Regions from separate parts of the Homo sapiens genome. Here region 1 is linked to region 2. The links are chromatin loops, found by intact Hi-C in ENCODE. Cell type or tissue: PC-3. All regions are shown on one strand. Each heading gives the region's core, and the rest is flanking DNA. Links, peaks and the distances in the headings are about the cores only. Region 1 has its middle 25 kb from the start of BBS12. Region 2 overlaps FGF2 (fibroblast growth factor 2).

What was found. A loop is a pair of places that touch in the nucleus more often than their neighbours do. Peaks named below come from ENCODE experiments on the same cell type or tissue, not always from the same donor. Only the 100,000 strongest peaks of a DNase experiment are listed, where the experiment ranks them.
Region 1: a loop joins it to region 2, with 5 times the contacts of the local background. A loop is called at or near these places in 6 of 110 quality-filtered maps.

Annotation. Positions count from the first base shown.
Region 1 is chr4:122,753,556-122,761,905 of GRCh38, forward strand. No RefSeq gene overlaps it. Among named protein-coding and RNA genes, the nearest start is that of BBS12, 25 kb to the left of the region's middle. In PC-3, for the core only: CTCF peaks have their summits at 4,589 (motif pointing right), 4,791 and 6,583; no DNase peak of the experiment used is centred there.
Region 2 is chr4:122,894,724-122,903,073 of GRCh38, forward strand. FGF2 (fibroblast growth factor 2) reads left to right here. Exons shown (of 3, transcript NM_001361665.2): 3 at 1-3,513. NUDT6 (nudix hydrolase 6) reads right to left here. Exons shown (of 5, transcript NM_007083.5): 4 at 2,901-2,955. Among named protein-coding and RNA genes, the nearest start is that of NUDT6, 24 kb to the right of the region's middle. In PC-3, for the core only: no CTCF peak of the experiment used is centred there; a DNase peak (open chromatin) is centred at 3,878; H3K27ac peaks cover 4,253 bases.

The sequences.
Region 1 (8,350 bases), core at 95-8,094, 140 kb before region 2:
ATGCCTGTATCAAAACATTTCATGTACCCCACAAATATATATACCTACTATGTACCCACAAAAGTTAAAAAGAAAGAAAAGGAAAAAAGATTAAAACGACTATCTTGGTCCTTTTGTGCTGCAATAACAGAATACCACAGACTGGGGGATTATAAAGAACAGAAATTTATTGTCTCACATTTCCGTCAGCTGGGAAGTCCAAGATCAAGGTGTCAGCGTCTTGTACAGACCTTCTTACTGTATCTTCTTCACATGGTGGAAGAGCAAGAGATAGCAAACCCACTCCAGCAAGGTTGTTTTATGACAGCATTAATTAACACCTCTCAACACTGTTGCATTGGGGATTAAAATTTCAACACATGAATTTTGGGAGAGGACAAAAACATTCAAACCATAGCGCACCGACCAAATATTCTAACAGACAATGAAAACGCAACAGAAACTCACCAGAAAAAAATGCAGCCACACAGCTGATGACAATTAATATTTGTAAATGAGTTAAATCATCTAGATTGATGTTTTTGAAAGAATAGCACATTAGAAATATCAGATATTAGAAGATATCAGAAGATATCAGAAATTAGATGGCAAACAACAGGTTATGAAATGGGAACTCACACAACTCAAAAGAATTGTGGGGGAATGTTGCCAAGAAACACTTTGGACTAAATTACAAGAAATATAGGAATAAATAGACTCCACATAAAACACAGTAATGGAGGTAAGTTTCAATCCCAGGAACACAGTAGAGGAATTTCCTCTGTCACAAACTCTCCTGAAATGCCATAACAGAGATCTGCATTATACCATTTATTGTTTAAAATGATTACTTAAATGTACAACCTTTCAAAGAACTACTTTCCTATGTTAAAGATGGACCATTCAAACATTAGAGCACCCTCTGGATTTCAAAGCCATGAAGTTTAGGTGCAGTTCTTGGCTCATGAGTTCATGCCATTGTTCTACTCTAAAAGGCTCAATTTAGTGAGGGAAAGGGAATGGTGGGTCAAAGGAGTCAAGGGTCCCACAGGGTGGCAGTGCTTAGACACTGGTGTCCCCTGGCAAGTTTCCTGTGATCATAGCTTTATCTGAATAGCAGAAGATAATCATCATCAGAACTAACTCATGTTAACCAGACTCACAGAGAAGATGCTAATTTCATATTTATATTTGTAATGTAACTACCCAAAAGATCAGAATACTCATATGAACCGAGCCAAGAATGTCCTCCCATGTAAGAAAGTCTCTCTGGGAAGCTAGGAATATTGTTTGTTGAGGCTGAAATTGAAGCCAAGTGAGTCCTCTGATAGAGCTACTAGTCAGACATGCTCTTCAGGAACACCATTAACCAGTAAGGCAAGATCTTTGCTCACGACGTCTGTTGTGTATTCTTTATTCAGAAATTAAGATAATTAAATACACACTGCGTTTTTAATCAATCATATTTCAGACTTGCCCTGTGGAGGCTGCAAACTGTGAACCCTGAAAATCTGAGACAGGTCTCAGTTAATTTAGAAAGTTTATTTTGCCAAGGTTGAGGAAGCACACCTGTGACACAGCTTCAGGAGGTCCTGATGACATGCGCCCAAGGTGGTAGGGACACAGCTTTGTTTTATACATTTTAGGGAGACATGAGACATCAGTCAATATGTATAAGATGTATATTGATTGGTTCAGTTCAGAAAGGTGAGACAACTCAAGGCAAAGGCGGGACAACAACTCAAAGTGAGGAGGGAGCTTCCAGGTCATAGGTAGATAAGAGAAAAACGGTTGCATTCTTTTGAGTTTCTGATTACATATAATTTATGTATCCTATTAGTTTAGTAGGACAGATGCATTTAATTTATAAATATAAATGCATGTATTGGGGCACATGATCAAAAAACCTGAAGACTTCTCCATGAGCAAATTCTGCATGTGGCAGAATATGAACTCTGCTTTGATAAAGTAATCTAGGAGCATATATTCAATAAAAAGTGAAAAACTGATTTTAATTAGCTCTACCGTCTATGAGTAAAAAAATTTAAAAAATGTAATGCATTCTAAAGAAATACTTTCAAAGCGTCAAAATACTTTTCAAAGGATTCTTTCTTTAAAAATCTAGTTTCTTTGTTATTTCTAAATGAGTTTTCACCCGTGGCCACTTAGTCATATATTATTGTGGAGCTTTTTAAACAGTTTAGATCTTTATTTAGACTAGAAAATGTATTCACAGTTTTAGATCGACTCTTGGGATAACAAAATTCACATTTTGCAAGCAGCAGCCATGCCAAATTGCCCATGCTATTTGTGGTTTACTTCTAGGCTCCTAGATCATGTTGTACAAGCTTTTACTTTGCATGTGACTTTATCCTCGACGAATTTTATTGCATGTGCTGGCACCTCCTTTCTTCCTAAGTACTTTTACATACTGAGTCAGGTCTCTTTTTTTTTTTTTGTCTTTAACTATGGATTGCCTTTTCCTCTTCACCTATTCACACTGTCATTGGAACACATTCATCCTTTAATTCTTTCCATTATTCTTCAAGAACATTTTTAGAGGAACTTCTTATTCTGTTATTTTCCCCACACGTCAAGGTTACCATTATTAATATTTGGGGGTATGGCTTTCCAAGGCTGCTTCTATGTGTGTAGATGTAGATGTGTTTTTTACAATCCAAAGTGGGGTCATACTAAACATGCGGCCATATAATCTACTTCTGTCAATTAATATATCAAGAAATTCCCCTAATATTATTAGAGTTTAGTAAAATAGTTTCAATGGTATCATATCATTCCAGCGCAATAACCTACTATAATTTATTCAACCAATATCCTATCAGACATTTAGGTCAATTCCAGCTTGGGAGCTATTACGGACAAGGGTATCATAAATAGATTCTAATGGAATCTTTCCTATTATTTGTGATTATTTCTTCTGGATAAATTCTTAGAAATGGATAACGGGTCAATAGGTAGCTAGGCATTTTTAAGCTTTTCTGATATATATGTATTTTTTGAGAGGTGTGAATTAATATTTTATTTTTATTTTTATTATTGTAGAGACACAGTCTTTCTCTGTTGCACCAGGCTAGAGTACAGTGGCATAGTCAACTCACTGCAGACTTGAACTTTCAGCCTCAAGCAATCCTCCCACATGAATTAATATTTAAATAGTCTGTCCATTAAGGAAATGATGAAAATTCCAGTTTCTTACAGGTTTGAATTTTAAAAACCACAAATTACCTTGTTTATGAAAGAATTATTTGATAATCTTCTTTGAGTTTTCAATGTTCACTCATGGGGGAAAAAAACATTTTCCTGAGATTCATGTATAATTCATTATTCTTATTTCCAAGTTAGATGCTCCCTGAGACCCCTGGGAACAAAACTGGGCAAACAGTAGATTTGTATAAGGAGTCCCAAAACGTGAAGGAAAAAGCCTAGGCTAGAAGCCAGCACCACCATTTACAGTTAGGTGGATTGTGCCCTTTGCGATATATTTTTGCCAAATTGTTCTCCAGAAGGCTCTGCAAATGAACGTGTCTTTTCCCCAACCCTTGTCAACACTGAATATTATCATTAACATTTTTTTGGACCAATTTGAGTAAAAATGCTATCTAATTTTAATTAAACTTTTTTTTGATTATTAGTAAGGGAGACAAAACAGTGACTTTTCTTTATTTTAAAAAAAAGATTTGGGCCGGGCGTAGTGGCTCACGCCTGTAATCCCAGCACTTTGGGAGGCTGAGGCGGGCAGATCACGAAGTCAAGAGATGGAGACCATCCTGGCCAACATGGTGAAACCCCGTCTCTACTAAAAATACAAAAATTAGCTGGGCGTGGTGGCGCGTGCCTGTAGTCCCAACTAGTCAGAAGGCTGAGGCAGGAGAATCGCTTGAACCCAGGGAGCTGGAGGTTGCAGTGAGCCGAGATCGTGCCACTGCACTCCAGCCTGGTGAAACAACGAGACTCCGTCTCAAAAAAAAAAAAAAAAAAAAAAAAAAAGACTTGTAAAATGTCTATTTTCTTTCCTTTGGTGTTAGATTTAGAAAGGTCTTCCCAATTCCAAGATTTTGTTACAATCTTCTATATAGACTTTTTAGTACTTTTGTTATCTTACCTTTCACATTGAAATATTTCATCTAACTGGAATTTGTTTTAGTAGGCAGAGGTTATGAGTTAAGACTGTAAATGAACTTTTTCTAAATGGTTATACACTTGTCCCAGCATCATTACAGAGCTTTCATTGCCCATCCAGATTTTTCTTAGCAGGGAGGAAGAATGCCAGCAGAAAAAGAGAAATTAGTTCTCAGTTGCTGAGAAACATTTTCATTTCTTTCTAATTATGGATTCATACTGTTCCACACTCTTATCATTTTTTTCTGCCACCCTAGTGCCATATATTACTGAAAAAATAATATAGTAGAAACTTGTTGCACTAAAAGTGCTGAGAATTACGCCACTATCTCTTTTTATAAAAATCTTCTTGTGTTATATTGACAGCTACTCTCAAAAGTGTTTTAAAACACACTTTCACCTCACTTCTTTAAAACTTTGAAGCTCTGAAAATCTAAAGATGTCTTCTTTCTTTTGACCTGTAGGTGGCAAACTTCTACTCCTATGCCCTTTGAAAATTTTGACCTGCCGCTTTAAAATCCACAAAATAAAAGATTATTGTAGTGTGGAGTAGCATAAATCTGTAAGTAAGGGATTAAAAGTAACAGGAACTCTTTGGGCAGTTTCTTTTTTATTACTGTATGTTTGGAGCTAGTCAGCATAGGCCAGGGTCAGAGTCCTGGCTCTGCTATTAACTAAAGGTGACTTGGGAAAGTGATTCATTTTCTCTTGGCCTGTTATGTCGCATGTAAATGACAAAGTTGAACAAGGTCACTCCTCTTATACTTTTTTACTCTAAATTCTATGATTCCTATTGCTAAATTATATCCCTGACAGATTTTGAGTGATAGTGAAACCCATTTGAAAGGGAGAAATATGACAAATAATGGCTCCTTAAAAGATTATAATGGTAAGGCCAGGCTTTACAATTTTATTATGGGCACAACAGTGTGGATGTATGTAATGCTACTGAACTACACACTTAAAAGTGTTTAAGATCATAAATGTTATAATAAATTTATGTAACAACAAAATTTACGTAATTATGTGGTAAAATATACATAACATAAAATTTATGTAATTTTAAGTAAATAAAATTTATTGTCAAAAATTTATTATACCATGTTTATAACACGGGGTAGGGCACAGTGGCTGACACCTGTAATCCCAGCTCTTTGGGAGGCCAAGGCGGGAGGATCACTTGAGCCCAAGAGTTTGAGACCAGCCTGGGCAATGTTGACAGACCCCATCTCTAGAAAAAATTTAAAAATTAGCCCAGTGTGGTAATGCACGCTTGTAGTCCCAGCTACTCAGGAGACTGAGGCAAGGGGATCGCTTAAGCCCAGGAAGGTGAGGCTGCAGTGAGCTGTGTTTGTGCCACTACATTCCAGTCTGGGCAACAGAAGACTATCTCAAAAAAAAAAAAAAAATGGGGGTTTCAAAAATTGGTCAGTTATTGATTCAAGCCATTATAATGACTTATTTTATTACAAACTGGAGTAGTACAATAGAGAATGAAATAACTTTTTCAATTATATCGAAACAAATTAACTTAGATCTATTGTCACTAGAGCCATATCAGTAAATTACAATGGGTTCAAAAATAGAACATAAAATATGAATCTACCAGAAACTAGACTATACAATGTAATACTCAAAGAAACCAGAATAACATATTTATCCCTTTTGTGGATGGCGAGATAAATTAGTGGCTATTTAAAAAATAGGTTATTAAATGCAAAATACATATTTCCATATTACAAGAATAAAAACACCATCAAATGACAGGAAGAACTAAATGTGACACACCATAAAAAGGTTACTATTTTATATATATAAATATGTTTCAGCTGGGCTCTCCCTGATCCCAGGTTATACCTGACCCAAACCTTATATCCAGTAACTCCCCTCCTCAAAATTTTATTGTGCCTCATTCTCTCTCTCTCTCTCTCTCTCTCACACACACACACCCCCACCCCACACCTTTTTACTTCTCTTTGTCGTCAGTGTTTTATTGCCACTTTTTTTGCCGTCATCACCCTTTATTTCCCTAATCTTAGTGACTATAACCAATCCACCTTTTGTATCAAGCACTTCTTGGGCTTTTTACTTTATTAAAAATGTTAGTAAGTTATAGAGGTGACAACTTTCAAAATGTGGAGTGGTGACCTTTTACTGTTTCCTCATTACACCCTCCTTTTTTGCTTTTATACCTTCTTTTCTTCTCTTCTCTTTCCCTTTTCCTTAATGAAAATAATCCCTAGTCTCAGGAGGAGCTGTTCTTATACTCACCCTCCACACAAACTGCCATTTTCCTAAAAAGCACAGCCCTTCCTAATTAACAGGCCTACTGGGTGTCTAATTTTATCTATAAGTTTGGCATTTAAATTCCATTTAATAACAAATAAAGAAAAACAATTTACACAAGAAATTTTGGGAAAATGCACGACTTTGCTCTATAGGAGCAGTATAGAGCAAAACACTTTACAGCAGCATTACATCCTAGTGAAAATACACAAAAGATAGAACTCAGTGTTAGTGGGCATGTGGAAAAGCATGCATTTATATACCTTGCTGGAAAAAATAAAAATTGGTTCAATTTTAAATTGTTCTTATACAAAAATGTTTATAATTCTTATACAAAAATGTTTATGGGCGTATTATTAAAAAATGAAAGCAACCCAAATAATCCACAATGGGAGACATTTAGACAAATAAGATATATTAATATGATTAAATGAGTACTGCATAGTATTTTTAATGTCAAATATGTATTTTACTTCAACACATAAAAATGTTTATTATACCTAATGCTAAATGACGAGTTAATGGGTGCAGCACACCAGCATGGCACATGTATACATATGTAACAAAGCTGCACGTTGTGCACATGTACCCTAAAACTTAAAGTATAATAATAATAAAATAAAAAATTTTTAAAAATGTTTATAAACAGTGATCAATTAAAACAGAACCCAAGATAATATTAACTTTATTACTATTTAAAAACAACAAAGATTACAACTCATAAGAATATAAATAATTTCAATTTCTGTTCAATTTGGAAAGTTGTTTCAAGTTTTTGAAATGACAATTCCAACTACTAGTCATAATTATTCTATCTAGTATTATATCTCTATGAAAACTAGGACCAATTGTTCAGCCTATTTGACTTGATTTTAATAGTTTAAGCCATTTCCAAAAGATTTTTTTCCTTCTAGAATTACCTTAACCAAAGTTTCCTACATACTAGAATTTATTTATTTATTTAGATAGTTAGTTAGTTATTTTCAGACAAAGTCTCACTCTTGTCCACCAGGCTGGAGTGCAATGGCACGATCTCGGCTCACTGCAACCTCCGCCTCCCAGGTTCAAGCGATTCTCCTGCCTCAGCCTCCCAAGTAGCTGGGATTACAGGTGCCTGCCACCACGGCTGGCTACTTTTTGTATTTTTAGTAGAGATGGGGGTTTCACCATGTTGTCCAGGCTGGTCTCGAACTCCTGACCTTAGGTGATCCACCCGCCTTGGCCTCCCAAAGTGCTGGGATTACAGGCGTGAGCCATCGCACCCAGCCCATACTAGATTTATTTTAAGTTACATTTTTCCTGTGCACTAACTGAATATAGGACTATATTAGATATCTTTAAAAGTTTATTCGTGTATGGCATTCTCAAAAATACCTGGCCAATACTGCTTAAAACAGTCAATGCCATCAAAAACAAGGAAATTATGAGAAATGGTCACAGCCAAGAGAAGCACAAGGAGATAGAAGGACTAAAGGTAATATATATGGTGCCCTGGATAGGATTGTGGAACAGAAAAGGAACATCAAGTGATAACTAAGAAAATCAGAATAAAGTATGGACTTTAGTTAAAATTATGTATCAATACTGGTTCATTAATTGTGACAAGTATACTATACTAATGTAAGATGTTAATAAGGGAAAATAGATGTGGGGTGCTATGGTCTAAATGTGCCCCCTAAAATTCATGTATTGGAACTGTATTCTCCAATGCAATGAGGTTGGGAGGTAGGCTCTAATGGGAGGTGTTTGGGTCATGAGGGCAAAGCCCTCATGAATGGATTAATACTGCTATAAAAAGGGCTTTCAGGAGTGGGTTCTCTCTTCTCTTCTGCCATATGAGGACAAAGAGTTTGTCCCTTTTTTGGCCCTTCTGCCTTCCTTCATGTGAGGACACAGCAAGAAAGCCCTCATCAGATGCCAACACCTTGATCTTGGACTTCTCAGC
Region 2 (8,350 bases), core at 114-8,113:
CATTTTTATTCATTATGCTTTGAAAAATAATTATGGGGAAATACATGTTTGTTATTAAATTTATTATTAAAGATAGTAGCACTAGTCTTAAATTTGATATAACATCTCCTAACTTGTTTAAATGTCCATTTTTATTCTTTATGTTTGAAAATAAATTATGGGGATCCTATTTAGCTCTTAGTACCACTAATCAAAAGTTCGGCATGTAGCTCATGATCTATGCTGTTTCTATGTCGTGGAAGCACTGGATGGGGGTAGTGAGCAAATCTGCCCTGCTCAGCAGTCACCATAGCAGCTGACTGAAAATCAGCACTGCCTGAGTAGTTTTGATCAGTTTAACTTGAATCACTAACTGACTGAAAATTGAATGGGCAAATAAGTGCTTTTGTCTCCAGAGTATGCGGGAGACCCTTCCACCTCAAGATGGATATTTCTTCCCCAAGGATTTCAAGATGAATTGAAATTTTTAATCAAGATAGTGTGCTTTATTCTGTTGTATTTTTTATTATTTTAATATACTGTAAGCCAAACTGAAATAACATTTGCTGTTTTATAGGTTTGAAGAACATAGGAAAAACTAAGAGGTTTTGTTTTTATTTTTGCTGATGAAGAGATATGTTTAAATATGTTGTATTGTTTTGTTTAGTTACAGGACAATAATGAAATGGAGTTTATATTTGTTATTTCTATTTTGTTATATTTAATAATAGAATTAGATTGAAATAAAATATAATGGGAAATAATCTGCAGAATGTGGGTTTTCCTGGTGTTTCCCTCTGACTCTAGTGCACTGATGATCTCTGATAAGGCTCAGCTGCTTTATAGTTCTCTGGCTAATGCAGCAGATACTCTTCCTGCCAGTGGTAATACGATTTTTTAAGAAGGCAGTTTGTCAATTTTAATCTTGTGGATACCTTTATACTCTTAGGGTATTATTTTATACAAAAGCCTTGAGGATTGCATTCTATTTTCTATATGACCCTCTTGATATTTAAAAAACACTATGGATAACAATTCTTCATTTACCTAGTATTATGAAAGAATGAAGGAGTTCAAACAAATGTGTTTCCCAGTTAACTAGGGTTTACTGTTTGAGCCAATATAAATGTTTAACTGTTTGTGATGGCAGTATTCCTAAAGTACATTGCATGTTTTCCTAAATACAGAGTTTAAATAATTTCAGTAATTCTTAGATGATTCAGCTTCATCATTAAGAATATCTTTTGTTTTATGTTGAGTTAGAAATGCCTTCATATAGACATAGTCTTTCAGACCTCTACTGTCAGTTTTCATTTCTAGCTGCTTTCAGGGTTTTATGAATTTTCAGGCAAAGCTTTAATTTACACTAAGCTTAGGAAGTATGGCTAATGCCAACGGCAGTTTTTTTCTTCTTAATTCCACATGACTGAGGCATATATGATCTCTGGGTAGGTGAGTTGTTGTGACAACCACAAGCACTTTTTTTTTTTTTAAAGAAAAAAAGGTAGTGAATTTTTAATCATCTGGACTTTAAGAAGGATTCTGGAGTATACTTAGGCCTGAAATTATATATATTTGGCTTGGAAATGTGTTTTTCTTCAATTACATCTACAAGTAAGTACAGCTGAAATTCAGAGGACCCATAAGAGTTCACATGAAAAAAATCAATTTATTTGAAAAGGCAAGATGCAGGAGAGAGGAAGCCTTGCAAACCTGCAGACTGCTTTTTGCCCAATATAGATTGGGTAAGGCTGCAAAACATAAGCTTAATTAGCTCACATGCTCTGCTCTCACGTGGCACCAGTGGATAGTGTGAGAGAATTAGGCTGTAGAACAAATGGCCTTCTCTTTCAGCATTCACACCACTACAAAATCATCTTTTATATCAACAGAAGAATAAGCATAAACTAAGCAAAAGGTCAATAAGTACCTGAAACCAAGATTGGCTAGAGATATATCTTAATGCAATCCATTTTCTGATGGATTGTTACGAGTTGGCTATATAATGTATGTATGGTATTTTGATTTGTGTAAAAGTTTTAAAAATCAAGCTTTAAGTACATGGACATTTTTAAATAAAATATTTAAAGACAATTTAGAAAATTGCCTTAATATCATTGTTGGCTAAATAGAATAGGGGACATGCATATTAAGGAAAAGGTCATGGAGAAATAATATTGGTATCAAACAAATACATTGATTTGTCATGATACACATTGAATTTGATCCAATAGTTTAAGGAATAGGTAGGAAAATTTGGTTTCTATTTTTCGATTTCCTGTAAATCAGTGACATAAATAATTCTTAGCTTATTTTATATTTCCTTGTCTTAAATACTGAGCTCAGTAAGTTGTGTTAGGGGATTATTTCTCAGTTGAGACTTTCTTATATGACATTTTACTATGTTTTGACTACCTGACTATTAAAAATAAATAGTAGATACAATTTTCATAAAGTGAAGAATTATATAATCACTGCTTTATAACTGACTTTATTATATTTATTTCAAAGTTCATTTAAAGGCTACTATTCATCCTCTGTGATGGAATGGTCAGGAATTTGTTTTCTCATAGTTTAATTCCAACAACAATATTAGTCGTATCCAAAATAACCTTTAATGCTAAACTTTACTGATGTATATCCAAAGCTTCTCATTTTCAGACAGATTAATCCAGAAGCAGTCATAAACAGAAGAATAGGTGGTATGTTCCTAATGATATTATTTCTACTAATGGAATAAACTGTAATATTAGAAATTATGCTGCTAATTATATCAGCTCTGAGGTAATTTCTGAAATGTTCAGACTCAGTCGGAACAAATTGGAAAATTTAAATTTTTATTCTTAGCTATAAAGCAAGAAAGTAAACACATTAATTTCCTCAACATTTTTAAGCCAATTAAAAATATAAAAGATACACACCAATATCTTCTTCAGGCTCTGACAGGCCTCCTGGAAACTTCCACATATTTTTCAACTGCAGTATAAAGTCAGAAAATAAAGTTAACATAACTTTCACTAACACACACATATGTAGATTTCACAAAATCCACCTATAATTGGTCAAAGTGGTTGAGAATATATTTTTTAGTAATTGCATGCAAAATTTTTCTAGCTTCCATCCTTTCTCCCTCGTTTCTTCTTTTTTTGGGGGAGCTGGTAACTGATGAAATCTTTTCCCACCTTTTCTCTTCAGGAAATATAAGTGGTTTTGTTTGGTTAACGTGATACATTCTGTATGAATGAAACATTGGAGGGAAACATCTACTGAATTTCTGTAATTTAAAATATTTTGCTGCTAGTTAACTATGAACAGATAGAAGAATCTTACAGATGCTGCTATAAATAAGTAGAAAATATAAATTTCATCACTAAAATATGCTATTTTAAAATCTATTTCCTATATTGTATTTCTAATCAGATGTATTACTCTTATTATTTCTATTGTATGTGTTAATGATTTTATGTAAAAATGTAATTGCTTTTCATGAGTAGTATGAATAAAATTGATTAGTTTGTGTTTTCTTGTCTCCCATTTCTTTGTGTCTTCTTGTCTATGAATTCTTTTTTCTTTTTTTTTGTTGGGGAGGGGCAGGTGGAAAGATCTGATCTTGGAATAGGGATAAATATAGAAAAATGGATTAAAAACAATTATGAGATGACATGGACAATATTCTTATGGCTGACATGATTACTTTTCTTCCTGTTAGAGTTCTATCTATCCATCACGTGATAAAAGAAAAGAATGAGAAATTATAACATACTCATAAGGGAGCTGTACCTTTGGCTAGTACCCTATATTCTTCATTCATAAAATAAGTTATGGTCCTTTTACTGGTTTGCTTTGTGACACACTCATTTCCTGGATGAATGCTTCTTAAAAGAATGTGTCATTTCTCAACTATGCTAGGTTGGAGACCAGTGGCATGGTTCCCAGAGTTTCCATAGACTGTTGATTATGTGGGTACAGAATTCAGGCTTTCAGTGTCTGGGCTAGGCTTGACATTAATTTATAAAGGATATTATGCTTTACTTTATTAATGTAGAAATATATCTGTAAATATACCTCTATATCAATGCACTGTCTTCTAGATTCCATTTGGAAATATTCCCAGAAGGTTTATTTCTCCAGAAACTATGCAGTCTTTGTCTTGACAAGATGTTGAACTTTACCACCATAAATTCCATTTACTTTTTGAGACAGGGTCTCATTCTGCTGGCCAGCCTGGAGTGCAGTGGCACCATCAGAGCTCACTGCAGTCTTGACCTGCCTGGGCTCAGGTGATCCTCCCACCTCAGCCTCCTGAATAGTTGGGACTACAGGTGTGCACCACCACACCTAATTTTTTTTTTTTTTTTAGAGATGAGATTTCACCGTGTTGCCCAGGCTGGTCTTGAACTCCTGAGGTTCAGGCTATCCTCCCACCTGGGCTTCCCAAAGTGCTGGGGTTACAGGTGTGAGCTACCATAACCAGCCTGCAAGTTCTGTTTCTAACAAAAGAAAAGTTATAATGGAGCAGACCAATGTTTCCTAAAAACAATAAAAGTCAACTTTAAAAATCTTTGACCATAAATGATTAGAGATTGTTAATTAAATCTGGAGATGAACTTATTAGAAGGGGGAAAATGCTAGACATAAGGATTGAAAACAGCTCACACAAATTTGATTTTGACTATTTCATAAACCTTTTATATGGAAATATTAGGTATATGTTTATGCTGGTAAGTATTTTGTGACATTTTATGGCACCACTTAGGTTTTTAAAATGCTTACTTCTCCCCTAAAAAAGTTTGAGCCTGAGTATAGTCTTAAGCAGTAGACAGTCCTAAGCTATGTGGTTTGTGAAAAATCTAGTTAATGTCCTAGATATGATCAGTAGTGAGATGAGCATGTCTTCCCACTTTTTTTTCTTTATATCAAACAATTCCCATTAGCTGTGTTTGGCAATATAACAACAACATTAAAATACTAATGCTGGGCACAGTGCCTCACATCTGTAATCCCAGCACTTTGGGAGACTGAGATGGGAAGATCACTTGAGCCTTGGAGTTCAAGGCTGCAGTGAGTTATTGTGCCACCGCACTCCAGCCTGGGCAACAGAGTGAGACCCCAGACGCTATGCCAGGTCTGACCCACAGTCTCTGACTGAATGACGGATGAAAAAATGCACTCAGGCACAGATCACAGATATCCAATGAAAGAGCAGGCTGGGGACTGGGCCACTCATAGAAAGAGTTGCAGTAGCCACGGCCCTGACAAGCCAGTGCTGCGGGCATTTACTCAGTACAGATTTAATGACAAAGGCCTTGAGTCAACACAGTTGTGGGTAATTAACATGGTCATGCACCCCCGCCACCCCCCCCCCGGCCCCCACCACCACTGCCCCAGAGAGATTAGTCCTGTGCGCCAACGGTTAACTTACCTAGATCAGGTTCTTTACATCCCCATGTTACCTAAACTAAGCTTTCAGGCACCAGGTAAGAGAATCTGGCTGCCTTCATCCAAATCCTTTTCCGAAGCTTTTGTAAACCTTCCAGCCTTCCAAGAAGGTTTGCATCTTTCTACAATTTTTGCCACCACCCTGACCAATCTCCTACACTATGCTAAATATTTGTATAAGAATTATGCACATTTAAACTTCCTTTTTTTCCTTCGGAAATCCTTTTCCGAAGCTTTTGTAAACCTTCCAGCCTTCCAAGAAGGTTTGCATCTTTCTACAATTTTTCCCACCACCCTGACCAATCTCCTATGCTATGCTAAATATTTGTATAAGAATTATGCACATTTAAACTTCACAATACTCCCATGAGAGGCTATAATTTGTTCCCACTTTAGAGGTGATGAAACACTTGACTGGGGTCACACATCTAGTATGTGATAAACTCAGTGTTAAAATCCAGGCAGGCTGGTTCTAACCATCTTTTAAGAAATTGTAAAAGTCGATTTGATATTTTCTCACTAATCCTTAGTGACTGTCCACTGCTTTTTCATATACCTTTTAATCTCTTCCTGGGACCTAATTGGAACATTCTATGTAAATCCAATTAGATTCTGTGTCTTAGACTTACACTTTTCCAGGGCTCACGAATGTGGACTACAGTTTAGTGCCAAATGTCTTTGTATCTATCTGTTGCTTGTGATTTCCCCATCTAGAATGTTCTGATTGGCATGGAATTTATTTCTTAGCTAGTGATCTTTTATTATTCTTTCTTTCCAGTATATTGTTTTATGGCAAAAAAATTACTGAGGATTGGTTTTGAAAATGTAGCCTATGAGATTATGTTTTCATCTTTGTTCTCCCTTCCTATAAAAGAAGATGATATCTCTATGCCTCAAGTGTAAAATTCCATGATCCTTTTTTTTCCTAATCTCAAAAAAGGAACTTTCCACTCTCTTGTGAAACAAGTATTCTAAAATGCTCTTGTGCTTAGCTGCTTTGTTGGGTGCTACTCAACATTCACATATATGACCCCTCCCTGCTTTGAGTTGGTGAGGTCTAGTTCCTTTAAGCATATCTGATTTTCACATACTACAAAAGGTATAGTAACCTTTTAACTTATAAAAATATGTGATTTTAACCATATTAAAGCATATCTGATTTTCACATACTACAAAAGGTATAGTATCCTTTTAACTTATAAAAATATGTGATTTTAAACCATATTTAGATTAGTTCCATCATATTTTGGAATGGTGAATGGTATGACAATTTTCCTATACATTTGCCAATTACAAGTCTGATGTTCTTTGTGTGTGTGTAGCAGTAAATGGAAAACAGAAGACAGTGTGGATGATGTAAGGGTGGTCTCATTTATCACTCTGCAATCCTTCCTTCCCCACTGTTAGAAATTGCTAGCCCAAGAAATAATCATTTTGGCTACTAAGAAAGGGTAAATTTTCTGATGCATTTTTTAGAGATATTAACAGAATGTAAGATACTTTCTCTGTTAAAGCATGTTCAAGTTTAAAACCACTATTTCTTTGAAAACTTATCCTGAAGATAAACTCGTTTATTTGAGGGTTTCTAGAATGGGTGAAAGGAATGATTCATTTTCTGATTCTTTTTCTGTTTTCCCCGTTCCACAGACATCTGCTTTCCTAAGCAGAGGATTCATTTTAAGACCTTCCCTAGGCATGGCTACTGAAATCCTAACCAGAAGTTTGTATAAACACAACCCTTAAAAGACTACTAATTTCTTTCAGCCATATCTCCAGAACTCAGAGCAAGGGCACAGACCTGCTAGCCTTTTCCCTTTGGTTCTCATATATATGTGACCCTCTTGTTCTGTCTTTACTCCAACTTGGTCAGATGCCAGAAATTTGGTTATCTTTTATTTTTCATTGTTCTAGTCTTTAATAATCCTATCGCCTTTTATAATTCAGACCTACTGTATTTAGATAAATCTCATTAGATACAATATTATCACTGTTACCAATGAGACAGAAGCTACCACAGAGTGTCTCATAAGTTTGTTCATTCATTCAATAGAAATTTATTGCTTGTTAGGTGTTGGGCATACAGAAGTTAATGTATATGGCAAGCATAAAGAAGTTAATGTATATTGGGCATACCGAACATAATGTACATGGCAAACCCAGTCATTCTTTTTATCTTGGCACCATGTGTTTTTCTTAATAACACTTATCTCCACCTTACATAACATTTATTCATTTTATTATTTGTATCTTACACATTTGAATGTAAGCTCCATATGTAGAAACTTTGCTTAACTCCATATGTGGAAACTATACATCTGTTCACTGATGTATACCTAGTGCTTAGTGCACCATGTATTTTTCTTAATAACACATCTCCACCTTATATAATATTCATTCGTTTTATTATTTGTATCTTATGCATTTGAATGTAAGCTCCCTATGCAGAAACTTTACTTTGTTCACTGATGTGTACCTAGTGCTTAGAACAGTGTATACAGCAGAGTATGTATAAGAACTCAGTAATATTCAGTGAATGAATTAATGGGTCCCTACCCTTAACTCTTGAACACCCAGTTTATGGGTTTAAGTCACTGTTAGGTCCTTTATTACCTAAAATATTGGGGTAGGGATGAAGGACTGGAATATGTGTGTAGGGAAAGAGAAAGGACATGTGAATGTCAATTTAGATATGTGTTTGAATTTGTGCATATGCTCGTGTTGAGGGTTAAATTTTCCTCTGCAAAAAACACTTGACATTAATGCCTGGGGAGAGTGAGGTACATAAAGAAAGGAGAGCAACTGGCTTGGATATCTGAAAAGAATGCCAATTAGTTGTTTATAATAAGTAAATAAGTATATATAATCTACATCTAATTTATTAAACATTAAATATAAATTACATATCATTAATAGCTATCAGTTATATTGAAAT